2 separate regions of the Homo sapiens genome follow, and region 1 is linked to region 2. The links are chromatin loops, found by intact Hi-C in ENCODE. Cell type or tissue: GM12878. All regions are shown on one strand. Links, peaks and the distances in the headings refer to the core of each region. The heading gives the core; the rest is flanking DNA.

What was found. Hi-C counts contacts between places; a loop is a spot of excess contacts. Peaks named below come from ENCODE experiments on the same cell type or tissue, not always from the same donor. Only the 100,000 strongest peaks of a DNase experiment are listed, where the experiment ranks them.
Region 1: it touches region 2 in a loop (2.2-fold over the local background); 1 of 110 quality-filtered maps calls a loop at or near these places.

The regions. Positions count from the first base shown.
Region 1 is chr4:11,336,045-11,351,540 of GRCh38, forward strand. No RefSeq gene overlaps it. Among named protein-coding and RNA genes, the nearest start is that of MIR572, 25 kb to the right of the region's middle. In GM12878, for the core only: no CTCF peak of the experiment used is centred there; a DNase peak (open chromatin) is centred at 5,787.
Region 2 is chr4:11,411,374-11,426,869 of GRCh38, forward strand. All of the region lies in intron 1 of HS3ST1 (heparan sulfate-glucosamine 3-sulfotransferase 1), which reads right to left. It also overlaps the pseudogene RNA5SP156. Among named protein-coding and RNA genes, the nearest start is that of HS3ST1, 9.8 kb to the right of the region's middle. In GM12878, for the core only: a CTCF peak has its summit at 12,837 (motif pointing left); no DNase peak of the experiment used is centred there.

The sequences.
Region 1 (15,496 bases), core at 3,420-8,419, 82 kb before region 2:
CTCTCCTCTCCTCACAAAAGAGATAATATATTGTGGATTCAGAACACAGTGGCCCAGGTACACCATGTTTTGTTCCTTTTTTGAGGAATGACATAATTTTGGATTCCAAATCTTAAAATCACTTTTTGTTTATTTAGTCACTCACAAACATGTATTGGGTTCCTATGATGGGCCAGGACCTTACCCAAGCAACATACTGGCCCCTGTTTTTTAGTAAATATAAACTAGTGGGACAGAGAGACGCTAATTGTGTAATTATACAAAGAAGAATAAAGTTGTAATTCTGAGAGCTGCTATTATAATAAAACCTGTAGCGGGAAGATGTGATCATATAGGGTGTGGAAGTTTTGAAATTATGTCTATGGAAAGACTACAAGGCTGGGAACCAAGAGGTGAACGGCAGTGGATACTTATTCCTTTGTCAACTTAGTACCCACCACATTGCTGGGATCTGCTTTTCCGAGATCTATCCCTCCCTCCCCCAATTCTATCCACAGGGTTATCACGAGTGATTCTATGTAATTAGAGTATGACTCCAAATCTTGGTCACAGCTGGTCAGTACAGAGGTGGGTGTCTTACTCAAGCTGGGCCAGCTGAAGAGGTCTTCAGGGAATGTGGATTCCATTAAAAGAGGACAGTTGGGTCTGGCTGTTCTTTTGCACTAGAATGATGCAATTCAGATGTTACTGACTAACATAATTTTTTTTCCTGTTTTTCAGGCTAGGAAAGAGACAGTCGGTGTGCAGCAAGAGAAAAGAGAGGAGGAAACATGTGGAAAGACCCAAAGGTAAGACATAGAGAGAAAAAAATGTGGTTCTAGCGGTGGCTGAACCACTAGATTCAGCTGGTCTCCATTCTTGGGTTATTTGAGACACTATATCCTAATGATAACTTTCCTTTTTAGATTGTTAGTGTATTCAGTTTGAGTCCCTGTTGCTTTCTGTTCAGATTTCTGCTATATTATTGTCACCAAATAATAGAGTCCAAACAAAACTCAGTATAAATAGTGATGTGAAGGGGTGGGAGCAAGAACTAGACTAGAGCAAGCAAAGAGTGATGATGAAGTGAAGAAGTCGAATAGCAACCATTTCAACAGATTTGGCTGTAAAAGTGAAACTGGGGATGAGGTGGAATGGAGAGAGAGTGGTAGAGACAGCTTGTGACCAGTTTACTCCCCTGCAATGGTATAGATTTGTGGCTGCAAAGCAGCTGCTTGTAAAGATGAGCTGTAAGTTTGTTTCCTTCTGTTTGGATCATTTAATTTTGTTAATTTTAAGAATGAAGACACAAGAGCATGCCTGAATGCAATGGGAAGTAGATCAGTTGACCTTTGCTGAATAACAAGGTGGACCTAAAACTGGGTGACTTGAAACAGTAAGTATTTTTAGTTCTTGATTCTGCACATCAGCAGTCTGGGCTGGGTTCAGCCAGAGGATTCTGCTAGTCTGAGCTGTTCTTACTTACATTATCATTGCAGTCCATAGTCAGTCAGTGGGTGGTTTTCTGGGGCTGGATAGTGTATGATGGTTGACCTTCATGGGTGGCAGTTAGCTTGCTGCTATCTAGGGTCAATAGGCAACTAGACAACATATCTTTTGTCATCTCATAAGCTCGTCCAGGATTTCTCCTTTTTGATCAAAGCAAACCACATGCCCAAACCTGGAGTCAGAGTCAGTGTTGAAGGGCATTAGCAAAGGGTGTCACTCAGGGAGGCATGAACAAATCAAGGCCATTATGGAATTCAATTTGCCCAAAAGGCATAGAGAATGAATATAGAAGTATGAGATAGGGTAACTGTTTGAGATGGTCATATACAGTCCTCAGATCCATTTTAGCCTTAAAATAGAAGGCAGTTTTGCTAGGAGTTCAACAATTAAAACGCATCATTTTGGTGGCATTTCAAAAAAAATGTTGGTGGCAGATGCAGTGTTTTGTTTTCTTGAACTCTTATCATTTATTTCTCATAGAAGCTGCAAAAGCAGGCCTTCCATTTTAGAAACCGGGACAGCCCGCTGCCAGTAATGTGCTCAGCTCAACTCTCTAATTACTGTCATGCTGATGGAGGTTAAATATTTATGAAGAATGCGCTTTTTATCACCCAATCTAATTTTTAAACTCAGATTTTCTGATCTCATTGAGATGTTAATAACCCGTGTTTCCCCCCCTCCTTTAGTTTTTTTTTTAATCTTTTTTTTTTTTTTTTTTTTTGCTAGAAGTCAAAGATCTCTGCGTTCTCATTTATTTTGTAAAGAGTGAGACATTTTGGGGGATAACTGTTGCATAAAGGGGATTGCCAAGAATGGAAAGTGGAAGGAATTGACAAGAACCTACTTTCAATTCAGCCAAAAAAATTGTTGGTAGCAGTACTGGAGAGTGAATTTGAACAATTTGATTGTGATACTAGTTCTGCCGTTTTATAGCATTGTTATGGTCTTGGACAAATGAACCCCACTGAGACTTAGTTTCTTCATTGCTAAAATGAAGATTTTATCATACCATGTATTAGTTTACTGTATTACTGCTATATCAAATTACCACCGACTCAGTGGCTTGAAACAATACAAGTGTATTATCTTACAGTTCTGGAGGTCAGAAGTCTACACTGGATGGGCAGAGCTGGTTCTTTCTAGAAGCTCACCCATTTACTACTATTCTTTTCCAGTTGGTAGAGGCTGCCATCATCCCCTGGCTTATGACCACACATCACCCCAATCTCTGCTTCTGACTCTGACCCTCCTGACTCTCTCTTATAAGGACATTTGTCCTTATAAAGTGGGCCCACCCAGAAAAATCCAGAAAACATTTTCATCTCAAGATCTTTAACTTAACCACATTCTCAATGTCTCTTTCTAAAATGTAAGGTAATATACACATACATTTGGAGGATTAGGATGTGGGCATCTTTGGAGCTCTTATTCCATCCACATCAATTAACTGGGTTTTTGCAAAGATGGCATAATCCTTGTGAAGGATTTAACACAGTGCTTGGCATGAGTAGATGGTGCTGTTGCTGCTGCTTCTGCATTGCCTCACTGTTGTCTTCTGAATTCCCCCACACCTGCAGGAAAATGTCTCAGCACCCTAGCACAACATGTAAGAGACTTAGAGACTCATCCTGATACTGGGTGCCCTGATCTTCATCGTCCAGGCACCAAAAATAGGTGATGGCCCACCCTGTCCACTTTTGTGTGCAAGAGGACTCCATGCTTTTGTTAAAACCACCCCCACCTTCACCCACAAAGTAATCTTTCCACCTTTATTAGGTGGCGTAATTTCCATTATTTCTACAAATTTCAGTTTCAACATTACTTTCTTCAGAAAGCCACCACTGAGTGATTTCCTCTTCCCTAATGTTACCAGGTGCTTCCTCTGAGCCCTTTCTATTCTTCTTGTTTTCATGGGAATTCACTCACTGTTTTGTAATTATCTCATGGGTGTCAATTTTCTCCTTAGAATGTATTTTCTTGAAGGTGGAGCCATCTCTGCCTCTGAAGTGCTCAATGCTTAATACGCAAGTGCTCAACTCAAGCTTGTTATTATAAACACTGTCAAAGCCACAGATGAGCAGGTGGCACTTAAGCTACTGTTCTAGACAAACAGCAGCAATGCTTTGTGTTAATAGCAGAGATGGCCTTGGAGACCTATACGAACTTACTGAGCTCCTTCATATTGAGATGAAAAACCGGAGTCCATACCTGGGCAAGGCAAGGAATGACATAGGGACACTAACAATGTTGCTTTAGAGGCAAACTCACCTCCACAGTCAGTGGAACAATAAAAAGGGTGAATGGTTTTGGACAAAGTTTAGGGGAAAGGCTATGAATTGACAAGATGTGGTTGAGCACCCAGCATTAAGTTCTGCTTTGCAGATAGTCAATCCTTGCTTCCAAGTGCCTATTGCCTCACTGAGGAAAATAAATATGCACATATGATAATGACAAGGAGTGGTCCAAGTGTATAAATCACACATTTACCTGTGGAATTGACTATCAGTGACTGCATTTTTTAGAAGAGAGCAGCCACCCTGGCTCTGTGGCTACATTCAGCTTTAGAGTCAGCCAGATCTGAGTTTGATCCATCCTTTTCTTACTATATGACCTTAAGTGAGTCTAATTACTCCCTGAGCCTTGGTTTAATAAAACAATCATAATCATAATGTAATAACTTTGAGTTGTACACTTTCCATACACCACAATAAATAGCTTTAAAGGATTGATTTACTCAATCCTCACCTCCATTTTGAGAATAAGTATCTCTTCATTTACAGAAGAGAAAATTGAGGCACAAAGTGGTTAAATTATTTTCTCCAAGTCAGCACAATTAAGGGAGCAGCTGAGACATGACCTAAGTTCCTTGCTCCATACCCTTTGCACTTGCCCCTGTGGCACTGGCATTGTCATCTCACCGCCAGGGAGAGTAAACATCTCTCAGAGCTGCTGCAAAAGCTGAATAGAATAATAGATGTGGAAGAGCTTTGTGAGCTCTTGGAAACCTCACTAATGGGAAGAACAGCTCCATTTCCCTGCTTTAAACCCCTTCCTCTCTATCTCTTTTATTGTCTTAGGCCCATAATCCTGTGGACCTAAAGGTTGCTGTATGAAGTGGACAGGATGATGTTGTTCATGATCTGCCTACCTCATAGGGTGGAAGCGAAAAATCAAGTGAGATTACATATGTTAAAAGACTCCATTGTAGGTGCAGAACACACTTTATTTACATAGTTAACCATTTATCTTTCTGTCAGCCTTCTAGTTTCTTTTTTTGTATAAAAGCTTCCCAGATGTCCCTAGACCATTTCAAAACCTTGTAGATCTACTAAGTAAGTGCATTTATTGATGCAAAAAATGTTTATTGTACACCCCTACATCTCAGGCACTGGGGATTTTGTACAAACAAGACAGATGAGATTCAGGCTGTCATGGAACCTATGTTCTAGTAGGGTGTCCACAGGCACTGTACAAACTAGAAAATAATTGAGCAGATTAAGCAAAATAAGTTCAGATATAGTCAATTTCTAGGAAGAAAATAAAAAAAATAAAAGGATGTGACAGAAACTGACCTGTATGAGTTGTCCTAGAGGGAGTGGTGAAGACAAAAATCATTCAGAACAAGTGCTCCTGAAGTTGAGACCCAAATGATGGGAAGGATGAACAAAGTTGGGGTGTTTAAGGCACAGTAGGAAAGCCAGTGAGCAAGAGAGATGGAGGTCACAGTGGAAGTCAGAGAGGAAGGCAGGATCAGGGAAGACTTTGCGGGCCAGGTCAAAAGTTTCTATTTGATTTCAAGAGGAAAAAAGAGGCATTGGAGGGTTTTAAGCAAAGGTGTCATGACACAATGGGGATATTGAACAATCCCCTTTTGCTTTGACTGTTTCATAGATGGTGAATAATGATGGGGCCAGAGTAGAAACAAAGGCAGTGAGATTAATTTGGAGGCACTCTTATACACACATGAGAGATGGTTCTAGCTTGAACTAGGTGTAACAGTGATGACGTCAGCACATAGGGTCTAATATTTGTAAGAGATCTTTTGAGGTAAGGCATAAACCTCCACCTTGACTGTTACATCTTTACCATCAGAAACCATGTCGGATACTTCCTTCTACCTCCTTATAAGCATTTTTGTGCATGAGTCAATAATGAAAATAAAAAATGCATTTCCAGATGAATTTTATACCCCCAACCCCCAAAGCTCTGCTTTCTATTTCAACAGATACTTAGATCTTAGACTTTGGCAGAGGTGTACATTTTGAGAAAAAGCAGAAGCAAAAATTAACACGTCTAGTGTGAAATGCATTGCCGCTGTTTCATTTCTCCTCCCTCAACAGAGCACTGCATGCCACACTCACTTTAGAGATGATCAGCTTTTTTTTTTTCTTTGTGATCTTGCCAAATTGCATTAGTTTCTATATTTATCTATTTTCCGCCCCCGGGATTGACTCTTAATGATACATTTGGGGAATAGCTCCACCCTCTCTTCCTACATTCCCTGCTAAACCTCTGTGTGTGCTTTTGAGGCACTAAATTTATGCTGTCTCTCTGTGTAGCACTGTGTAGTTTTGGACATATCATTCCCTAACTGGGTTTCATCTCATCACAAAATGTATCAGTCACCCTAACTTTTCATTAAGGGGTCAAGGAGGCAGATGTTCCTCTGGGACTTGTTTTGTCGCATAACTGTCAAACTGTAGGCGTTAGGAATGGGAGGTACAGAGGGAGTGTAAGAGCTCTGAACCCCCATAGGCACCATGCTTTGTCTCCAGACCAAATAAAATGGCTTCCTTTTATAAGTTCCAATATTTTTTTCAAATGCATGTTAATAATGTTTGGTAGAATACAATCTAGATATAGTTTACATTTTTATTAGCTTATGATAGTCTTTTGTCACGTTTTGCTCGATATGGACTCTAGATGTATAAGCACTTTTCCGTGGTGGTTGAAATGTTGTTAGACTCTGAAAAGGCCTCTACACATGGTGAGCATTCTCAAAATTGCAGGCTTCAGAGTCAGGCACCTGTGTTTCTGTGCTTGCTACATTGTGGTGAACTCCAGAAGGTCAGGGCGAAGCCTGACACTGTCCATGTCCACATTGTGAAATGCAGGCCCTAGGAGCTTTTAGGAAAGAAAAAAGAATCACATTCCTGCGTGGTGTGTACTACTGTACTATGCATACTGTTTTCTAGACTTGAGCTGCTAACACAATTAATTCTGAAACAAGCCAGTGAAGGAGGTAGTTTCACGATGACAATTATAATTGATAATGATCATCTTCATTTTATAGATGAAGAAACAGGCCCAGAGAAACCTGGAGCTCAGGGAGATTAAGTAACCTGCCTAAGTTTGCAGCTGCTCAGAGGCAGAGCCTGAACTGGAGCTCACAAATTTGAATCACAATCTCTCAGTAAAACCTCATGTTGTTCCAAATAAAAGTGTGTGACGTTGGTAATGAACAAATGACCTTACAACGCCATGTTGCAGACATCTCAAACATCTCTACTCCTACGGCTGGGACATCAGCCCCTTCTCAGGGTTTCATGCCAGCCTGAGAAAAGATGGCAAGGCAGTGGAGGAAGGAGGAGGAATGTGTAATACCATTTGTTTCTCTAATAGTCCTGTGACACCAATATTTAATTTTCTCACTGAGGATATTTCCCATTGTGTCAGCAGAGCCAAGGAAATTGCTCATTGCAGAGAAGGGCCATATTTATGCTTCCATTAGGGAAAGAGCAGAATGATGTTCTGCATTGATATAATTAATGCCCTTTGCCAAGAACAGACAGCATTTGATATTTATTATTCTTCCCTTAACTCATCCTGCCTCCATTCCCCACCCTGTGTGGCACAAGCAGCCCATAACATTCTTGCCCAGCCCCCCAAAAGGAGAAAAAAGCTGGAGGCTGACCCAGACCCTCACGGCTATGCTACGTCCTTGCCTGAGTCTTTGGACAAGTCACTTTCTTTCTCTGAGGTCATTTTTTCTCATTTTTAAAATAAAAATCACAATCTTATATTGCAAGATCATTTTGAAGATTAAATAGGATGGATGATAAAATGTAAGGTACAAAGTTTGTTCTGCTACGGTGGTACCTGCCTTGTAGATTTCGCTAGTTTTGTCATAGGCATTCTTAAGTAGTGACATAATGGGAAAAGCACTGGCTAGAAGGCAGTTCTGCCTGAGGTCAAGTTCTGACTCTGCCATTTACCAGATCTGTGACATCGTCACCTCTCTGAGACTTCTCATTTGCATCACCATGGCCAGTTCTTGATTCTAGAGCCCTCCACTTCCCTTGGTGAGAAATACTTGCCCCTCTGCCTGCAGGCCTGGTCCAGCCTGGGCGGGTACTCAGGGGTCCATCATTGGGCCAGCTGGATTCTAGACCTGTTCTCACCTGTGGGACATCAGGTATTGAGATCTGAGCATCATCTCTTATGTCTGAGTCTCTGTCTCAGCAGCCCCTTCCCCAGAGACTGCAACCCTGCCTTGCCTCTAACAGCCAAATGATACTTATTGATTGGATTGGTTAATGGGTGTCCATCACTGGGAGCACAAAAGTGGACAAAATAGCTCCTGGCCTTAGGAAGATCAGCATTTAAAGGAGAGAGATGGAAATTTTAAAAAGAGAAAACAAAACACATATTGGATGTCTCCTGCTGCTTAGGGACTCTACTAGCCTTTTACTTAAAGCCAGTTCTGATATGTTTGTTTTTGTAATCCAAATATGTTCCCAAAAGATTGATCTATCAGGGGACAGTTTGAGTATAATGCACATTTTGTGTTTGCTTAGCAGGATTTTGTTCACAAGAAACACTAGTAAACAAAGAAAACTGTACCTGCATGAGCCGGAGCATGTAGAAATGCACACAATGTACACAGGCAATGCCGTGAGCATCTCCCAGTCACTCCCATCCACAGCCTGTGTAGTGAGCCCGTCACATCTGGTGTGACGACTTTCCATCGAATTTCGTACAACCTTCTTTCCTCCACTTCACAATGGCTCACAAGCTGCAAACTTCAGTTCATTTTCAAGATCAAGGGCCATCTTTATTAGTATTCCATCTCTTAATATGTGTGAAATTATGTTACTATTTTTATGAGGTTTCTACATTTTAGGTAAAAAGTGTCCGTGATAAAGTTTGTGAGTGTTGTGCCCCAACCCCATTTTTCTTCCTATAAACCCTGCTGTTCCTACGACATAATCACACATAGTTACAATGATATTTTAGAAACTCTTATGTCACATCATAGCAAAATTGATTATGCATAATCTCATTTAGTTTAGCTTAATTGAGACAGGTGGGTATTATGTCAGTATTTATTATGTGGGTGTTATTTTTTCCAATTTGCAGCTGTAGGAATTGAAGGTCAGGTTGATCCAGGTCACCATCTACTATGTGTAGTGCTGAAATTAAAACCCAGGTCAGTCTGCTTCCTAAGTGTGGCTATTAGCCATGGTGCTTTGAGGATGGAAGAAATCTACTTCCTTAATACTCAGGAGATTCACAGAGTCAGGACCAAATACTCACAGAGCATTTGAAGATTTCCAGCCAACATTTTCAGAGCCTGGCTACTATCCAGGGGAATTTAAAGTGTGACGCAGCCCACCAAAGTTGATTGCATCTTAGAGAATGGAATCCAAGTCTCCCACCAGGAAAAATACAGGCATTCATTAGTTCCTTCCCCTAAAAGGTTGGACATTGATCCAGGCACTATAGAGCACCTGGGATACAACACTGAGCAAAGCGGTCTTCCTCCCTGCCTCACTCTGCTTAGAGGAGCCAATTCCTGGGAATGGAGGGGGTTGCAGACATTAAGGAAAGGAAGCATTCCAAACACAAGAGTGTGGTGGGTAAGGCCAAAGTCTGCTGGAAATAGCTGTAAGGTCCGTGTGGAAATGCAGGGATCATTCGGGGAGAAAATGGTATATTCATAGTGCACTGGATTGAGAAGGAATGCACGACACATGAAGAAATAGAGGCAGCCAGTTCAGTTAGAGAAGCCTAAATAGGTAGGAGATGTACATGATTAAGGAATATTTTATTAAAATAAGGGGAAATGAGCCCACACAAATACAAAAAAGAAGGAGAAAGAAACTGAAGTTAGTGTTAGGGAAAGCTGGTGAGCCAAGTCCCTGGGGAGCTTCCTCCCTGAACTCCTGCACCTCCCTAGAGAGAGTTGTTCCAACAGCACCTCCACTCTGATCATGGTTATGTACCCCACACCCGACAGCCAACATTCTGTGGAATTGGAAGACTTTCCAGTGTGTGTCAGGTGTGATTCCAGCATTCAGACTTCCTGACTTGCCATGTATGACAGGTGCACACAAAGTCACTGGCCTCAGACTTTCCTTCCCATCTCTAATCAACCTGACAATTATCGGCAAAGTGTATGTTACATGGATTTCGCTTCAATTAAACATATCATCTATGTGTCGCATAAAATTGGCATGTGTATACATATATACATATGTGTACACCTATATATACATATGTATACATGTGTGTATACATATATGTATATACATGCAGATATACATGTACATATGTATGTATCTTATCATAGAAAATCATTGGTTTTATGTATATTGTTTCTGAAGACAACTTTAAGTAAGACAAAATCAATTTAAAAAATATATTGAATACAAAAAAAGTACAAGTAGTGGCTGCATGTAGCCTGAACTTTACAGAAGGTACAGGAATTTCTTGGGAAACACTTACGTAGGCAAATAGCTTAACAGAAGATACTGTTTTCTCATATATAAAGTAGGAAATAACAACAATCTCAAGGTTTTTATAAGTTTGACATTAAATTGTAAATGTGGAATCTAGACACTCCCCAGTCTTCTGGTCTTGTGAATACAGACGGAATTCCATAAGCATTATTGATCTAAATTTCCAATATAATCATGTAATTTCAGTCCCCTTCAAAGTCCACCTCTCATTCCAGTATTATTTCTTGGATGTTTTGATCAGTTTCCCAGGTGCTTATAATGAGCTGTGGTATCAAAGTCAAGGGTGCCCGTGCCTACTTCTACTGGTGTGTGGTCTAAGGCACCCATCCTGGCTGTCCTTCTAGGTGAACACTGCCCTTCTGGAGAGATATCTTCCAGGGCATCTCAGCTGTCCAGTCTCTTAGGTATCTCAGGTGGGTTGGTGCAGGCTTCATGGTCCTCTGCATGCTTCCAGAGAAGAGCTCCTTTTTGTTAGGTTTGAGATCCTTTCACTCCTAAGGGCTCAACCCACAGACTGTGCCACCCCCCTGAGACCCACCCACAATGAACATCCCCCTAGTATTTTTCAGTCAAGAAAGAAAAAGAAGATGCCCAGTATGAGTGAATAGATGTTTGCAGACCAACAAATTCAGCTTTTTTTAGACAAGCCAGGAAAACCTGAGCTACCTATCAGTTCAGTTAGAATCATGCAGACACATAGTAGTTTCTTATCCAAAGTTGTTCGGGACCCTTACTAGGAATTAAGATGCAGATGCCCCCACAACTGCTCTATGCATTAACATTGCATGTTCTACTGCAGGGTGAGGTCACCTCCTGGGCCTCATAACCATGAATAGCACTTGGACAGTCACAGAGCCTTTGTCCATCAAAAATTATCACAGCAATCCTGGGATTTATGTAATATTTGCCTTCCCTCACAGGTAAGGCAACTGAGACTAAAGAAAATCAAGTGACTTTCCTACTGACAGAGTTCATCATTGGTAATGCCAAATGCTCTGTATTGAACCCCACCCCAAAGTTCTTATGCAGAAATCTTAAACCTGAGTACCTCAGAATGCACCGTATTTGGAGAAAGACTCTTTACAAGACTTAAAATGAGGTCACTGGGGTGAGCCTTAGTCTAATATAAATAGTGTCCTTCTAAAAAGATGAAATCTGAAGAAAGATAAAGCACACATGTGAAGATAAAAGCAGAAATCAGAGTGGTGTTCCTCCAAAGCCTTCGAAGAAAAGGGATTGCCAGCAAACCGCCTGAAGCTTGAAGACAGGTGTGGGACAGATTCTCCCTCACAGCCTCAGAAGGAACCAGCCCTGACAACACCTTGATCTTGGACTTCTGAGACACATTTTTGTTGTGTAAGCCACCCTGTCTGTGGTACTTTGTTAGAGCAGGTTTGGCCAGCCATTGCAGCAAGGCTCAATGCATGTCTGTCTAAAACACAGCACTTATCACCCACTTACCAGCAGGCTGAGAGCCAAGAAGGGCACACACACACACACACAGACACCACATACACACACATCACACACACACACACACACAAATATACATGCACATTTAAGTTACTACAAAATTTCAGAAACTAAAGCTCATGCACAATGGTCCAAAGACCACTCTCAGGCCATCATGTAGCATCCATTATGGATTATTGTATTCATAGTTCTAACCAATGTGACGATGTATTTTCCAATCAGTTAGAGAAGAGATAGATTGAAGAAAACGTCAGCTAACATGTGCCAAACATTATGTTTATGACTTGCAGTGATAACAGAACATTTCTTTCTAACAAAACCCTTCTGATTTACAAATGTGTATTACAATATACAATGAACATAAACTGTCTCCAAAATATCCTGGAATTTCAAAAGAATGGTAGTCTATAGAAGTCAAAGGTAAAATCTTAGTTACCTAAAATTATTCTTAGGATTCCACTGTATTGCTTTCCTCTTTTCAAATTTATTTTTTAAATTGGCATATAAACTTGTATACATTTATCATGTAAAACGTGATGTGTTATAGCATGTATACTTTGTAAATGGTTAAATCTAGCTAATTAACAAATGTTTTACCTCACATAGCTATTATTTTTGTGATGAGAACACTTAATATCCACTCTCTTAACATTGTTCAAGAGTATAATATGTATTATTTTCTATAGTCACCATGCTGTACAATATATCTTTTGAACTTATTCCTCTTATCTGAGTGTATATATGTATTCTTTGACTAACATCTCCTCAAACTTTTCTTTTCCCTAACCAGTCAGCCTCTGCTAACCATTATTCTATTTTCTACTCTTACGAGACAAACATTTTTAGATTCTACGTATGAGTGAGGTCATGCAGTCTTTGTCTTGCTGTGACTGGCTTATTTCAATTAACATGAGGTTCTCTAGGTTCATTCATGTTGTCACAAATGGCAGGATTTCCTCACTTTTTTTTTATTGCTGATTGGTACTTCATTGTGCGTATGTACCACATCTTCTTTATCCATTCATCCATTAATGAATAATTAGGTTGTTTCCATATCTTGGCCATTGCAAATAATACTGCAGTAAATATGGAAGTGCAGATAGCTCTTTGATATACTGATTTCATTTCCTTTGAGTATATACCCAGTGTTGTGATTGCTGAGTCATATGGTAGTTCTATTTTTAATTTTTTGAGGAATCTCCATACTGACTTTCATAATGGCTGTACTAATTTACATTCTCATCAACATCATGTAAGAGTTCCCTTTTCCCATGAAATTAAACAGCATTTCAATGCAGCATAATGATGTATATAATGATCTCCCAAAATATCACAAAAATAAGGATAATTTTTCAAGTGTCCTGTCTTAGAACACAGGAAAATATGCTTTATCACTAAGAAAAAAAACTTTACCAAGCATATTTATAATTCCAGATTTAAAGGCTTTAATGAGCCAAGTTTTATCAATCCCCCAACATTTAGTCACTCTAGAAATCATAATTTTCTGAGGTTCGAGGAGGTAAGTTTCGCCTGAACTAATCCTACCACGTTCTCTCCTCCACTATCACTTAGGCACAGCCACTTGGAGAACAGAAGAGTGTTAATCACTTTTCCTAGAGTCGTTTTTAATACTGTTTTCTAGGGTGCAGAGTGACCAGTTTTCTGCCTCTAATTAGCAAACTCATCATTTGAAGTGTGACCTAGGCCAGGCCAGCGGACTTTCAATGAATTTCTTAAAGATGCCTCACTCTGGTTGTGCTCCTCGCAAGTTAAATCCACCCCACGGGTATTTACAAGAAGCCTGCACAAGGACAAGCTCAGTGTTAGGAGGGGCTGTCAGTGGAAGTGGAAGACAACGCAGACATCTACACACCTTATGTTTGGGGAGTGGAGGAGAAGGAGACCGGATCGGGACAGGGAAGGGCAGATGGGGCAAGATCCATGAGTCTTGAACTATGAGTTTTTAGGGCTGCCATGACAAGGCAACACACACCGAGTAGCATAAACAACAGAAAGTCACTGTCTCTCAGTTCTGGAGGCTGGAAGTTCAAGAACAACGTGTGGGTGGCATCGATTTCTTCTGAAGGCTATGAGGAAAGAATCAGTTCCAAGCCTGTCTCCCTGGCTTGTAGATGGCCACCTTATCCTTGCATCTCTTTACATTGTCTTTCCTCTATGTGGGTCCCTGTGTGCAAATCCCCCCTTTTTATAAGGACACCAATCACTCAATCAAGACCCATCCTAAGGACCCCACTGTAACTTGATTACTTCTGTTGCAATCTCTATCTCCAAATAACTTCACATTCTGAAGTACTAGGTGTTAGAACTTCGAAACATGAATTTGGGAGAAGACATAATTCAGCTCACAGCAGGTGTTATTTCAGCTTTAAACACTGTTCTTTACCCCAGGTTACTCAAAGCAGTTAATAAAAATTATAAGAAAGAGGGTGTGTGCTTCCTGAGCTCTGAGGAAATGAGGGGAGAGAATATGTGACATACTAAGCTCTGAATTTCTGTGACCCACAGTCTCCTTCAGTTTCCTTAAATGAATGCATTGCTTCTCTCCAAGGAAATGAACTTGATTGACTCTAGCTAGTATTAAGGAAAACGGCCTCTGGGCTTCCCTTAACTGTAACTTAAAGAAATCCTAGTGTGATAAAACCATGTTCATATTAGTGCTTTGCTGAGGGCTAAGTACCATGTTCTTGCTCATGAGATGAGGACAGTAAAATTGCAAGGATGGAATCACATATAGCAGATTTGAGCAGCGAGTGTGTGAACGTAGCAAACAGCTGAAAGAGGAATTTGTTTTTAAAGTTCAGCTAACATTTATCAGTTATGGCTGTTACCAAGGTTAATATTGCTGCTTGCCAGGATGTAGGTGAAGAAAACAGACTTCTGAATCAGACAACCCTTGGAATAAAGTCCCTGCTCTGAGATCTACTTGTGATAATCCTGCTTAAACCAATAAAACCTCTCTAAGTCTCAGGGTCCTTGTCTGTAAAATGGTTTAATGATTCCCACCCCCACCAGGATTCATATAAAAATTACACATGTTCACTGACATTTATTAAATGTTAAAAATGCACAAAAATAGAAAAACAAAACAAAATTAAAAGGTTGCATCTTTCACCTATTGCACAATTTATGTTGGGGTCTTCACTGAAGACTCAGCATATCATTATGCTGTTAAACAAAAAAAGAAAAATATATTAGCTACCACTTTTCTTCCCTCCACGTTCAATGTTCCTATATTAATGTCTTCAGTGAGGAAGGATCTGTATAATTAGCCATTCAGGTATGAATTCATTTTCAAAGTAGAGAAAGATGATTAATTTGTTAATGGATGAGTATATTCACTGGTTAATGAATTTTATAACTTGGCTAAATTCTGTACCTGTTCAATGAGGTTTTATTTTATATGTATTCACTAAGCACAGATTTTCATTATGTAAATTGCACTTTATGAATATTTATTTGGTAAAGTTCCATTTTTTAACATTTAAATGTATTTAATGCCCTTAGATGAATTTTGATGTTCTATGGAAAGCAGTAAGAACAGAAGTAGTGATGCCTGCCATGAGTCTTTGTTTGAAGAAAAACGCTCTACACCATTAAAAAAAAAAAGTGAGGGCCCCACTTCTCAGAGCAGTGGCCTGTAAAAAGCAAAAACAGAAACAACAACAAAAAAGAATTTTAGTGAATGAATTAGTAAGTTGCTGTACGAGTAAAATGATTAATATCAGCTGGTGGACACAGATGGGATTCTTAAATGAGCAGACCCAATACATTGT
Region 2 (15,496 bases), core at 9,729-14,728:
ACTGTGATTTCCATCTGTCCCTTACTTGAAATGTTTTTAAAGTGTCATTCAAGTTGAATATTTCATTATACTGATGCTTCAGGTTCTACAAGTAAATTAGTATCTCATTTGCCTCTAACTCAAGCTTTACTTTAAACAGGAGGTGCTGTTTAATCATCTTGCTAATCTTGAAATATTTAAATGCCATGTAATCTATCCAGAGAAACAACACCTAGATCGTGCACACCACACAGCCCCCTCTGTAATCTCTTGTTATCTCTTATTATAATTACACTATCTTCAGATTAAATGCACTGGTGTATGTCAAGTTAATCCATCAGTGGCCTGGTCATCTGTTCTTTCTGAATGTTGATGCAAAATGATTTACATTTTATATTTTTAAAATGTTATTTATTATTACTTAAGTAATGTCAGAAGGAGAAGTTCAGGAATCATCAAGATGAATTACAGGAGCTCGGAGTCGGGAGGCTGGTGATTAAGGGCCTGGGTTTGAATCCTGGCTGCACCCATACTGGCTCCATAGGACCAAGAGCAAGCCATGTGATCTCTATATGAATTTTCCCATCTGAAATATGGGGATGGTAACAGCACCAACCTCATGGGATTGTCATGGGGATCAAAGGAGGTGTGACTGTGTGAACTGTTAAAGAGTGGGGCTGGCATAGAAAACTCCCACCAAATTTCAGTTTTTGTAACCGTCAGACTTCCATATCCCAATAGCTGATAAAGCTTCTATTCAGGTAATCAATAATTCGGACACATAAGATGCATATCCACAAAGTCTTCTTTGCTCGAAAGGGCCAAAGCACCAGGGTAAATAGGGTGCTGAACTGGGAGATAGGAGCTGGGGTCTAGTCCCTGGTTCTGTCTTGACTTCCATGTGATGGTCAGCAAGACACAGGGATACTCTAAGCCTTGTTTACAGAGTGAAACGATTGGGTCGTAAATTCTAAGATAGTATAAGATCAATCTAAAACATGAATGCTTTAGAGGATTGAGAAACATACGGGTTGATCATGCATGGCTCTCTTGGAATCCAGAATTTCAAGAGAATTTTCCAAGAGCCACGGAATCCAAAATTCCTAGCCAAAGTGATTACTGTTAAAAATTAACCACAAAGTTTTGTCACCAATGTGGGCATCTAACATTTTATAGGTTAAAAGTAGCACCATATATCAAACTTCTAAGCTGCTGAGGTCTCCTTGATGGGGAGGGGGAAGAATACAGCCTTTAGTGGAAAAGAGGCTGTTTCCTTGGATAGGGTCTCTCAAACTGCACTTGCTGCTCTGATTCCACTCAGATCATACTTAGCACTCATTCAATGAATATTCATTGAACCCAGGACCTGATTGAGAGGTGGATCAGTTAGACTGAGAAATAATCTATGAAGAATGCTTAACCATTACTAGAATGAAACAAGGCAAAGAAGAAAGCATTATACTCCTACGGACTGAATGTTTGTGTCCTTACAAAATTAATATGTTAAAATCAAATCCCCATCATGATGGTATTGGAGGTGGGGCCCCTAGGAGGCAAGTAGGTCATGAGGGTGAAGACGTCATGAATGGTATTAGCGCCCTTCTAAGAAGAGGCCAGAAATCTGGCTTATTTTCTTTCTGCCATGTGGGGTACAAGGAGAATTCAGCAGGGGCTGCAACCCAGAAGAGGGCTCTCACCAGAACCCAAGCATGCTGGCATCCTGGCCTCAGACTTCCAGCCTGCAGAACTGTGAGAAGTCAGTTTCTGTTGTTCATAAGCCATCAGGCCTATGGTGCTTGGTCATAGTAGCCCTAATTAACTAAGATAAGTATTATATAAAAAGTTTATCAGTGACAATAAAGCATACCATTAGAAGAGAATCCTTCCAACCTGGGGCATGTGGTGGGATAAGATTTCCCTTATCCCCACACCAAACAGGCAGCTTAATCACCTTCTAGGCTGGAGGAAGGCAGTTTGCTCTAAGACTTCTGCTTGCTTAAATGAGGTATGGACGATTGGGAGTGAGTAGAATTGCTTAGGAAAAGAGCCGAGGACTGAGAACTGCCACAGGGGTCTAGTTTCCTGGTTTGTGCCACATATGACACTCAGCCTCTTCCGCCTCTTCCTTAGCAAATGGAGAAGCAAACTTTGTAAAGTATCAGGGTTTGAGAGTATCCACAATTCAGAGTCAAGGCCTAAATAAATGTACGGTGCATCAGGCACTAAGAAATTAGAGACACAGTTGACACCCACCCTGTCTCTTCCCTCAAACAACTTGGGACCATGCAGGGTATAGGGTGTGGAGAGGGAACAATAGGAGAGAAGGTACAAAACAAAACAAAAACAGCCATGATCACCTTAGGGTTAGGGCTGTGAGAGGGCTAAGGACAGGATGCTTGTGGGAAGAGCACAGAGGCTCATCGATAATGGACTGAGAGATCTACATGAAAACCATTTTGGTCTTATTCATACTTTATGAGATAAGAAGAAGGATAGCAGAGCTACAATTAGAAATAGATTGCTTTGTGTTTCAAAATTGAAAAAAAAACCATGTGAACATGAGTTATTGTCTGTTAATAACTGCATTCCTTCCTCTAAATCATAGTGAGAAAGAAGGAAAAACAAAGATATTGGCAGGAGAAATGAAGGACTAGCAGGAGGATGCATGAGATAGGCTTCTTTCCTTTCTTTTTTTTAAAGCATAAAACACTGGATCTTCCTGGACAGTCTTCCATCCCAAGTACTAACCAGGCCTGACCATGCTTAGCTTCTGCAGTCAGGCACTTGCAGGGCGGTATAGCTGCAGGCAAGAGAGCCTTTGCTATGTTGCTCTTTATTCTGTCATGTTCATTAGATTTGATGGGACCTCAGCAAGGTTCACTCATCAAGTCCTGGTTCCATCTCCTTTCAAGAGGGGCCTGTGGCATATAATTGTTGTGTCTCTCTTTGAGTGTGTGTGTGTGTGTATATATACATATACACGCGTGTGTGGTTGTTCCAATGATGAACTGAGTTTTCAAGACTTCCTGCTTCTCACAACCTTCTCAAGGTCATCAGCACATTAATGAAGGAAGCTATGCCTAGAGGTCCTGAAATGTTCTAGCCCATAGCATGGTACCATAAAGATGAGTTTTCAGAGGCGTCTAAAGAATAAAACTGACTGTGGCTTCCTTGGTGAAGTCAGTCCCATTGCTTTTCTACTTTAACAACCGTATTTACTTCCCCAACCAGCTAGCGTGAACACTCAGGCCTGGCTTTGTATTCCAGATTGATATCAAATCTAAACCAACAGATTCGTTAGTGTCCAACATGCCAAGGAAGATGAGTAGGCTTGGCCAAAGAACAGTAGCTCATGTTAAATAAGCTTTGGAAATTGTGTTGAGATTTCTGGATTGGTTTTTCACAGTTTTTCTTCAAATGCTTAGATTCATAGAGAGAATTTTAATACTGTGAGTCACTAAGTTGGAATCCAGGATTTCTTTCTACAATTATTATCCCCTTTCCTCACCCCCACAATGTAAGATTAGCAAATTCAGACACTGAAGAGGGTTAGATGTCATTTGCTCAGGTCACAGGTAACCAAGCCCAGAAATGTAAGAAGAAAATGAGGTCCCATCCCAAGGAACCCACTGTGTAAGGGGAAAGATGGATTTGGAAACAAACACTGCCAATCCAATGAGATGAAAGAAACTGTGGAATAGACATTATTTCATCAACATTAAGGAGGTTGGGATGAGGAAATTTGGAATATGCTTCATGGAGAAGGCACCTGAGGAAAGTTCAGGGGTCTGGTGAGGACAAAAACAAAGTTCAACACTTTGAACTAATGTCCAGGCTAAAGTATGTAAATAGGGAAACAGAGAAATAAATGGATGGGGCAGAAAGATCAAAGCAATCATGTTTAAATTATCTTGGGTTTGCATTCTGGGTTAGTTACATGCCCTTGAAGAAGCTATTTTTCACTCTGGGCCTAATTTCCCTATCTTGAAGAAAGGGACCAGTGCTTGTTTTCTTAGGTGGAATTAAGTAAAATATTATAGAAAAAACATTTTAGCCCACCTGACATATGATAGACTCACAATAAATAATTGCTCAATAGTATTCACTCAATCAATAATAGCTCAATGATATTAACTTGAAGAGAAAAGTGAAAGAAAAATATTAGTAATAACTTAGGTTTAACAACTATTTTTGTCTGCTTAAATAGTTGTCATAAGTAAAGAAAGAAACAACATTCTGAAAATTGATGAGTAAGAAAGAAACATTCTCCAGTGAAAGCAGAAAAATGCTGCTCTATTGATAGCTGTGCAGAGACAGATGACAAAGAAAAAGCAGAATAAAAAGCCTAAAGTGGCTCTTAATCTAGTGTTTTTAAAGGACAACTTATCATAAGATAATTAGCCTTTGTGCTGCCTTTAGCAGAGAACCTTAAGAACTAAAGCAAGAAAAAGGAGCAGGTGATGACAATCTTAAACCAAACACATGGGTTTGTCTAAATGAATAGGGCCCACTGGTCTATGTCACCAAATGACCCAATGACAATGCAGAGAGAGTGCTTCTGCGGAAATGTGTGCAGCTAAGGAGACTTGTGTGGGGGTGAGAAGCCGGCAGGAGCAGGCTGCTCCAGTACGCCTGGAAGTGTAAAAACATTCCTAGAACAGGTGCCTTCCTGGTTGGGGAAGGGCTGATGCACATAAGAACTCCCATGAGAGAGTTCAGGGAAGGGCAGAGTGCAGGTAGCATTGACCTTACCCAGGGGACATTTTCTCAGGTCACTTTAAACCCTTCATGAGATGACAAAGGACAGCTGCCAATCTGAACTCAGGCAATCCGAATGAAAAGATCTGCCTCCCCTCAAAGACTGATAATTCTGTTTATCATAGTGGTACTTTCACTTCCTAACAACCATGACCAAATGCCCCTCCTTTCATCGCCCCTCACCACATAAATCCATATTTCACTCAGGGATCAAGGACTTATACTCTGGACTAGGCACGAGAGGTGTGAAGGGGCATGAAGGGGCATGACCGTGGTTCTGTCCTGCTCTCTGGGAGCTGTCTCCTGAGGGATGCAGCCAAGTCAATGAGCAATGACAACAGTGCCACCTGCACAATGTGGAGAGCTCCAGGAGGACTGAAGAGGTGGTGCCTCGTTCAGGGTATGCCAGGTTAGGCTGAGATCAACACCTACATCTCTGTCCCTCCTCCCTTTGGCTGTTTGTCCCATGAGGGTTGGTGGCAGGACACTGCTCATTCGAGTCTCTCAGAGAGGCAGAAAGACGGAGCAGGTACTCTCCGGAGTAGTGCCAGTCACCAGGCTGGTGGGGAGGAGATCTGACACAAAGCATGGGCTGGCTCTTAAAGCTTCAGGCCAGGTGACCACACATCAGTTCCCCTTGCTTTTGCATGGCCCTGCTGAACTCCAACTAGGAAGGAAAGCATGTCCCATCAAGTGCCTGGAAGAGAGTGATCCAAGGCAAAAGGCACACATGCAGTGATTTACTATGGAGAGGGAGCAGTGTATTGGGACAGAGCTAGACAGCTCTTAAAGAATGATACAGTCTGAACCTGATAAGAAAAGGGAGAACGTACAAAAGTTCTACGCAGAGGAAACAGTATGCGTAGGGGTGTGAATGCTCACATTCCTGATTTATCTGGGAACAAAGGGTGGTCCTGAGGTCAGATTATGAGGTATGTATACAGAACAGAGAGTGGCTAATGATGAGGCTTAATAAATTAGAATGTGAGAGCCATCCTGCAGAACTTGAATTTTGGTACTACTTTCATTATTTAAAAAAACAAAAACTGAAAGGACAGCCAGCTTTCCAGCACCCACTATGTGTATTAAACATTCTAAGTTAATCAAATGCATTATAATTAAAATAATCAGTAAATGCATTATCATATTTAATCCTGGCTATTCTATGAAATGGAGGGCGTTATGTTCCATGGTTTTTCACTCCACAATTATTTCCTGGGTGACCACTGTCTGCCAGGCATTGGTTCAGATTAGAGACAGATTTTGGTGGGGGCGGCTCTAGACAAAGTCCCCATCCTCTTACAATTTCATCTATTAGACTAAATTAAATGTTAATAAATGAGTGTATGAAAAATACATAATTAAAAATCATGGAAGAATACCTGAAGTTTAGAGAGATTATTCACCTGCCCAAGGTGATATTGTGATGAAGTGATGTGGCTAGGACTTGATCTCTTCTTGCATCTAAAAGTCCTGCACTTAAACATTAATATTATGAGTAATGGAAATCCATGGAACATTCTGAATTATGGGACTGGGCAATAACCTAATTATATTCGTGTTTTACAAAGATTTCTCAGGTTAGCAAGAGAGATTAACATAGAGAAATATTGCAGATTGCAAATGGCTGTAAAAATGACAGAGCTGGGAAGGAAAAACAAAACAGAAGCCAGAAAGATATCAGATTTGTATTTTAGCTGAAGACGGCAGTAAAAGACAAGTGATGAAGCTGAGCAGGATCAATCTCCAATTGTAATATACAAACAGAAGTGTAATTGTTGCCCAAAGGCAAGAGGGATCAATTCAGAGTTACCATATTCGATTCATTTTCCTCTTTCACTGCTTCAAATGTCTTTGTGCCTCAGTTTCCTATTCTGTAATGATTTTGCCTGTGAGCCTGTGACCTAGTTTTTGGCCAAGAGGACACAAGGGGAAAATATTCTGGCATTTGAGAAAGATTTTCCTCTGTGATTAAAAGAGAGCCCCTCTCTTCTCAGCCCCTCTGCACCTTGCTCCCCTCCTACTTTAGAGCAGAGTGATGACATCGGCTGCTTTGGGACACTGTGGCACTTTAGCCACCTGGAGGGGAGGATCGGCCAGAAGGCAGAGGTGGACTGGAAGGCAATAAGCAGCTAGATCTATGATGACATTTGTAATCTGCTTTTCAATCAAAATCAGGCTTACCAGCAAGAAAAATAATCATTGCTATTAAGTGCAGCATTATAGACACTTAACTACATACCAGGCTCTCTAATGGGTGCTTTGCATACATTATGAAATGTGATTCTCACAACAAAAGTCCATAAGGAAATATAATTCTGTTTGACAGATAAGGCGACAAAGGTTCGATGAGGCAAAGTCATTTCCCTGTCATCAAATGCTTCAAATACTACACTCCCTTTTGGATCAGGGAATAGTCTCTCATACCCAGAGCCACCATGAATTTCAAACTGCGTGGCGAATGGAGCTCTGGCCCCAAGAATGATCCTGCATCACAGAATGACTGGTAACAATGTACTCATCACCCCAGAAAGGATCAGTTCCCATGGTGCAGGCAGGTGGGGCTTAGGGACAGGAGGAAGGCCAGGATACACCATGCAAACCAATAAACCAAACCAAACCCCCACACAGTGAGAGGACCACCAGGGGCACCATGGCCTGTCCCTCCACAAGATGGCACTCAGGTCCCTTGTCTTCAGTTTTCATCTGTGATGTTCAGCTGTCACAGAAACAGACTGGGGAGAAAGCACATGGCTCACTGCTCCTATCATGCTCCATATGCTTTCTAGTTGGAACACTACAGTTTCTATGTCTTTCCCTCAAGATCATGAGGTGTTGTGTTGGGGTCCTCAGAAGCTCTGCTGAGGCAGGGAGAGGGAGTGGCATGTACCACTCTCAGTGGTCTGGCTGCGTTGGGGTTTACTCAGGGGCTGCTGAAGACCACCCTGTCACAAAACATCACTGGACTTCTATGCTCTTCAAATCCTTTTTTCTGCTTGTCATGATTTTTCTTTTCTCTCTTGTCCTGTATTCTCTTCCCTTCTCTCTCCCTCTATCCATCTTGCCTTATCTCCCCACTTCTCTTCCTCTCCTTGTACTTTTTCTGCATCTTCCCCCTCACTGTTCCTTCCATATTTTGCTACATTGCTGCATCTCATTGGTTGGCCTAGAAAATGAATAACAGTGCTTGCTTGAATTATATAAATTAAGACTAAAGAAACAAAGGGCAAAAAACTGAGACACTCTCCCATGAATATGATGCATAAAATTTAGTTTGTGACACCGCATGTTCTCACTCCTAAGTGGGAGTTGAACAATGAGAACACATGGATATAGGGAGGGGAACAACACACACCGGGGCCTGTCGGAGGTTGGGGAGAGGGGAGGAGAGCATTATGACAAATAGCTGATGCATGCGGGGCTTGAAACCTAGATGACGGGTTGATGGGTGGAGCAAAACACCATGGCACACGTTTACCTATGTAACAAACCTACATGTTCTGCACTTGTATCCTGGAACTTAAAGTAAAACAAAATACAATAAAATTTTAAAAAAAGAAAAAGTAGGGGCCTTCTAGTAATAAAACGTATATGGTAGGGGCACATTTAACCCATTAAGAATATAATTTGAAAAAACAAATTAGTCTGTGGTCTTTGTGACAGGACGTTGAGTTTGCAATCCAGAGGCCTTCCTTGCTTTCCCTCATCATTAATGGCATCCTTTAAAAAAAAATTCTGACCGTGAACCAGACACCGTATAAGTGCATGACATAACTTATTAATTTAATGCACATGAAATAAAATCTGTGCTATAATTTTAATTAAGCCTATTTTGTGGAGGTGGAGCTGAGACGTTGAGCTGTAAAGTAGCTCACCTCTTATGGCATGGCTGCAAAGCAGCATAGCAGATTCTAACCAGATCTCTCTGGCTGGTTAAGCCTTCACACTAATCATACTGCTGTTCTACCTTCTTTCTGTCCCATATTTCATGTAAACACCCTGCTAGTTAGGAGCTCAGGTTAAATGAGGAGTCACTGATATTACACGCAACAGGAACTGGTTATTTTGGCATGAGCAGTACCTCACTATTGAAGAAAGCATGAAACTCTGCTTTGGAAAGACCACACGCAACAAAACTGTTGTTAATTTAGTTCCCCATCAGTCTATCACCTGAAATGGAAATGCAACATTTTCACAGCCCTCCTCAGAACGTCATGCTCCAGCAGTCGCAGGAGAGATCTCAGACTCAATTTATAATCTGTGTTCATCTATTTGGGGGGAGCGAGTCTGAAAAGCTCTCTAACAGTTTTATTAGCTTTTATTGCAGGAGCAATTTCAGGTGTGAGTTTTCAAAGCACAAAGTATCCCTTCAGTGTACTCAGTGGAACGCTGTGTGACGCTAGTCTTTCTAATTCCAGCCCTACAGTAACGAGCTTGGAGCAATGTTAGTATTTAATAAGGTTCTATCTTAGCGGAACGAACACTACGCTGGTGGCCTCACAGGGTTGAAATACCTTCTTCTTGAAGGGTGTTGAGAATAATCTGGCTTGTGCTTTGGTGACATAAGCAAGAATCAGACTCACTTCTTCAATGCCCAGAGTTCTGTTTTGCTCTACACTTCTTTTGGTCCTTTTAAGCAAAGAAATAAGCTTGCTTTTGTTTGATTGTTCTGTTGCTTAGCTCACCAAAGAAAACAGCCCTTCTCTTTCATCTTGGACCCTACTCCCTGGACAAGTCATTTCACCTTGAAGACAACACTGCTTTCTTTATCTTTCTATGGCACAAGAACTTTCAGAAAAGAATCGTTCAGAACTGCTACCAGGAGAATAGGGATGCTAATAAAATACAGGATGTCCAGTTAAATTGAAATTTTAGAGAAACATGACACATTTCTTACTTTTTAGTATCTGAGACATACTATACTAAAACATTATTTGTTGTCTGTCTGAAACTCAAATTGAATTAGGTGTTCCGTATTTGTATTTGCTAAATCTGGCAAATCTACACAAGGAAAAACACATTGAGCATTGTGCTAGGCACTATATATTGGCCATCTCCCTCAATCCTCACTAGAGTATGGAAAAAAACCGAGGCCCAGAAAAACCGTCTATTACTCAGAGTGACACAACTAGTGAGAACCAGGCCAGAAATTCAAACATACATGACTTCCAAAGTCATGCTCTTTCAACCACAAAATAGCTCCAAAATCTAATCTCAGAAATCTATAACCAACACCCTCCCCCTCCTTCCTACCCAGGACACTGGGAGAGATCTGGTTTTAGAAGTAATTCAAGTAAAGTGCAAGCCAGTTTTCCAGAGGAGGCTCCCAGCCCACTCTCATTCCCTGCCACACAAGTATGTATTTTTCGGAGCACAGCTAGGCAAGCTTGCTTTTCATTTCAGCTGCAGCCGAAATCACCTTTCTCTCACTGTATTTTAACTGCTGACACAGAACTTTGATTTACCCTCCTAAACTAAAGAGTGAAGACATTTACATAAAACAACCTACCACAGGGTGTACAAGTACTTCATCTGCAGGAATTCTAGTGGAAATTCGACAAGACATAAAATGCTGAAATAGAAGTTCTTGAGGGATGAAAGGAGATGTGAATGTTTCACATCTAAATGTATTTCTTTGCTTATAGAAAATGTGGACTACTCAGTTCTCCAGGGATTTAACAAATCTCCACCTTGAGCCTACTGCTCACAGCAGGTAGAGAATTTTGTCCCTGGATCCGGAGTCTGCCACCTTTACTCTGGGCATCTCTAAGAAAAGTTTCTTCACTTCTGGACCTCAGTTTCCTTAAATAGCAAATGAAGATGGTGAGAGCTCCCCTGCAGTCCTCGCAGGACTGGGTACGAGAGATAAAGGAGGCAGTGGGTATTGTCACATTATGTGAAAGTAAGGAATTATCTACTACATTCTTTTCATGCCAGAGTGCTTTTGCACAAGCAGACCAGGATCTATTCAGCAAAGCGCTTGTATTAATATGCCAGTTATTCAGCTGGACTGACCGTATTGGGAATCCCTAAAATAGACAAATGAGTTTTCAACAAAGGTTTGAGGGCTATGCAATTTTGACTACGTCTTATCATTCTTCTTTGGCTGTTCTCACCACATCTCTTTTCTTAAATATTTCTTCCACCATGAACCGCTTCCTAACTCCCCCAGACAGAAATGCCGCCTGTTTCTTCTTTTCTGAGCAATACACTGTTCTAGAAACTGGAGCAAACAGACACTGCCCCTGCTCTCCTGGAGCACATATTCTGGTGGGAGAGTGTGAGAAAGTAAGCAAATAAGCCAATCCAGTAACAAGGTGACTCCAGATAAACATACTTGCTACCTAATTATGTTACTGAAGAAATTATTACCATGAAAGAAAGAAGGTGATGAAAGGGAAATATTCTTGGGATGGTCCATCTCATGAGACAGGCAGAGACTCGGTTATTTATCTGACTCCCATACTAAACTGTAAATTCATCAATGACAAGAACTATTTCTTAATATCCTGCACAACTGCCTTGTGAACGACAATCAATAGCAAAGGTAGGGGCAGATTTGGGAGAAGGTGTACCAGAGTCTCCAAGGGCACAAGCACACTTTACACTTGGAACACATTTTTTAAAAATAAATACTTTTAATAATGCAAAATGAAATTTTATAATAAAAATGTCATTGCCAGATAAAGAAATTAAAGCCTCAAAAAAATTTCCGTGGACGATGGGAGCAGGCTTAAAGTAAGTTAATAAGCACAGATGTAAACTGTTCCTGGAACAAAACAAATGATCAAGTTAAAAGGTGCTCAGGAGGCTGAGATAGGAGAATCCCTTGAACCCAGGAGGCAGAGGTTGCAGTGAGCTGGGATCACGCCACTGCACTCCAGCCAGGGCAACAAGAGCGAGACACCGTCAAAAAAAAAAAAAAAAAAAAAAAAAAAAGTGCTGAACGTCAGAGTTCTGAGTATGAAAACTCAACAATTAAGGCATCCTTACCACAGTCCTCAATCACTGTAGTTGCCTAATCATTTGAGATCATGTTTAATGTATTTCATGCTGGTCTATAATTTCCTTGCAGAGTAGTCCTTGACTGGTTTTGTTCATCAATGTACTCTAACACGTAATGCAATGCCGGGTACATGGCAGACAATAAACGTGCTCAATAGTCAGTTTTATTAAAATTGAGAGTATAGCTCAATATCCAAAACTACCCAATGGATGATAGACCCAGGATACAATCAAACTCCCACATAGAAAATATTTTATGTTGGATAATGAAATTTAACTTTGGGTTATGTTGAGCCAGAGACTGAACTGCAGGCTCCCTGGCTAACAGCCTAAGGTTTCTCCCCAGTATCCTGATATTTCCTATCACTTTCCTCTAGTTTTTATTTTTTAATCCTTAGCACATCACTATCTAACTAGGAGAGATTCTGCTTATCTGTCTTGTGTTTTGTCTGTCTCCTCTGCTGGAAGATAAGCACAAGGGCGAGGACTTCCATCTGTTTTGTTCCCTACTGTGTCACCGGTGAGCAGAACAATATGCGGTACATGGCTGGAACTCAATAAACGTGTTAAAGGAGTAAACATGATTGCTGTAACCACTTGCAGAGATAGGAAGAAGGAACATCCCGAACAGAGGTTCACTCTGTAAACAGTAACTAACTAGAGCACTGTCTGTGCTCCATGTCCCTACACTCTTGCCTCGATATTCTGAACAACATGCCCTCCTGAATTTCATATTCCAAATTTCCCTCATATCCCTGGAAACCAGAGGCCATACATTGGAGGCCTGTGTGACAGATATAAGGCTTACACACAGAAATGTTTGGTTTGGCCCACATGGTGTTATTTAGGAATATCGAATTAGCTGCTGGCACTTGAAAGTGAGTAGATTTTACATAAAACTGTGAATTGACAGTCTATCTTGAAAAAAAAAAAAAAAAAAAAACATAACCAGGTCTGGCAAGACCAGACCTGAAGTCCCGCCTGCAGCCCCTGTGCTGGATCTGGGCTACAACCCCCACTTACCCAGGCACAGGGCCCAAGTCCTGTTCCACTCAAGCTGTTACTTGCCTGGCTGCTGAAGACATTAGAGTTTGCGACCCCTGCTGGAAAACTACCAAAAAGCATAATGTATTAGAGAAAAAGAAAGATGCCCACTGGGATCTATTTCTGTTATGTTTAGAGTATTGCTTGGAAGAATAATGTATTCATTTTTCTAGACCTCTTGTAGTAGCACATAACTATTGACAAACTACGGCCCAGTAGATATTATTCTAACGATCTGAAAAAGCTACAGACTTCATTCCCCATGGGTAGAGGAAGCTAAGGATGTTTCATGCTGGAGACAGGCCTGAAGATGAATGGGGAGAAGCTGTACATCAGTGGGTTGCAATTCTGGCTAAGTCAGGGAGAAAGGGAATTCACTTGAAGACTATGGGTTGCCTCTAGGAATTGCTGAGAAGCTGAAAAGCCAGGATTGGAAAATGAGAAGGAATGAAAGGAACCTGGGCACCAGAGGCACATCAAGATGGTGTTGCAGAAAAGGCACCTCTGGGACCACAGCTTGGGACATGCATACTGCTGCCAACGCCACTTGATCCATGATCCAAGGTGGTAAATAAACACTCCAATGTCCCTGTGCCCTTTAGCTAGTCTTTCAAGATTCCAGGCCCCAGGTGGGATCATTCAACTAAGCCCTAGTTCAGGGCTGGGAGATATGGACAAGGAGAAAGAGGCCCATCTCCCACAAAAAAAAAAAAAAATCCTTCTATGAAGGGAAGGTTGTGTTCCCTAAATAGGATGTTTGGTTCCAACTGCTTAGAAGGGTTTTAAGTGAGTCTGAAGAGAGAGGGCACTACAAGCACGACTGTAGAGTGGAATAAGAACAGACAGGCCTGAATTCTAGTCTGGAATCCTTTGTACCTTTAGAAAATTAATTAAGTTTTCCGATCGGCAGATTCCAAATCCTTAAAATAGAAATGACGCCATCTGCTCTCCAAGGTTGCTGTGAAGATTCAGTCCAATCACTCATTCAATTATTCCAAATATACTTATTGAATGTCTAAGTGCCAGGCAGGCACTGAGTTAGGTTCTGGAGACACGTTTGGAACAACACCTAAAATGCAATGATGAGGAGCCAGTGCATTATGCTGATGAAAGATTCAGACAAGGGGGACCCGGGTCATCTCGTGACACTGGTCATGTTTTACTTTTCCCCAGTGGAGTCACTCCCCATTTGTGACTTTTCTCCTTTTTTAAAAAAATTATTAATTAACATCAGGGCCCTCTCTTCAAACAGATTTTCTTAAGACATGTAATGTGTATTATGTTAAAAGGAAAAACACTCTAAAAATTGACTGTGATCCTGAAAACAAGAAAGGAATCATTCTGAGAAGTAGTGAGGCCCGGTGCTTGTAGCATTCAGGTGGAGTGATCACAAGAAGAGACTGGCCAATTAAAAGAAATCTCTCCCACTTAATGTTTAGCATATGTCATTTACTCAGACATATGCAAACTATGATTAAAATGAACATTAAAATAGATCTACGATAAAACTTAATTTTTTGTATTTTTTACCCTTTACAATTGCACAAGTGTTCTCCAATCGGCAAGATGCATTTCATATACATTTTCTCACTTTCTTATAATAATCTTTTCATCACTGTTTTGCAGAGGAAGAAATTTAGGGTCAGGGAGGGAGAAATTGTTGCCCAAGGTCATGGGGCAAGAAGTTGGCTTTAAATCCAGCTAGCACTCTCCTGCCTTCTGCCATAAGAAAAGAGCAGCCTCAATTGAAAGCACCAGGTCAAGTAGCCAGGTTGAGGGGAAAAAAACTGGGAATAGCCCTGATATTTTCCAGCACTAGCTGGAAAGTTACTGCATTTCCCTGGAAGCTGCTAAAAAGTTACCACTCTCCTGCAACAACTGTCTCTAACACAGGGACCCAGGCTTAGATGCAGGCCCGGAAACCTGGTGCCTGAGCACTGACCCAGCCTACAGGCTCAATTTCATCAGGACACCAGATACATCTTACTGTGCCTTCCTCCAAACTTTAGCCCCCATAGACAGACATGATTTAGCAACCACGGTGGGGATATGCCATTGTGGGTAGCTGCTATGTTCTCAGAAAGGCAGTGTGCATGAGTGAAGCAATTTACACCACCCAGGCCATCTTTCTAGCCCCTTCCTAGTCACCATCGAGTTTCAATTCAAGGCAAGAGAAGCTTCCATGTGGCTTTTCCCTTCAGAGGCCCCCCCCCCAACCCTCACAAGATTTTTCCAGTAAAATAATTTCTTATTTTAATAAGAAAAGTACATGCTCCAACTTTTAGGGGGACCCAGGGGGGGGGCTTGAGGCTTCATTCTAGACATAACCACAGGAAAGTAAAGAACCCTTTGCTTTTTCCGATGCCATCTCAAGATGCCAATTTCTCACCAGCTTCTCAGAACAAAAATCTCCTATCTTAAAACTACAGAGCATTGTATACCCTGTGGCATCACAGAGGATCCACAGTCTAGAAGCACAGCTTAATAAGCCTCACTAAGGAATCTTCATCTATGCTGCTGTTGTAATTAACTGCTTCCACTTAAGAGTGCTTAGTCATGAAGTTGTCCATCCCTGTCAAACTCAGCTGAAAGAGTTAGATGGGCTAACCAAAACCTGGAAAGACTCTTTTAGAAGCTGTTCTTTCTCTGCTTAGCGCTGGAGAAAACCTTATGTAACACAATGGTCCATTTCAATATGTTATTTCTGCAA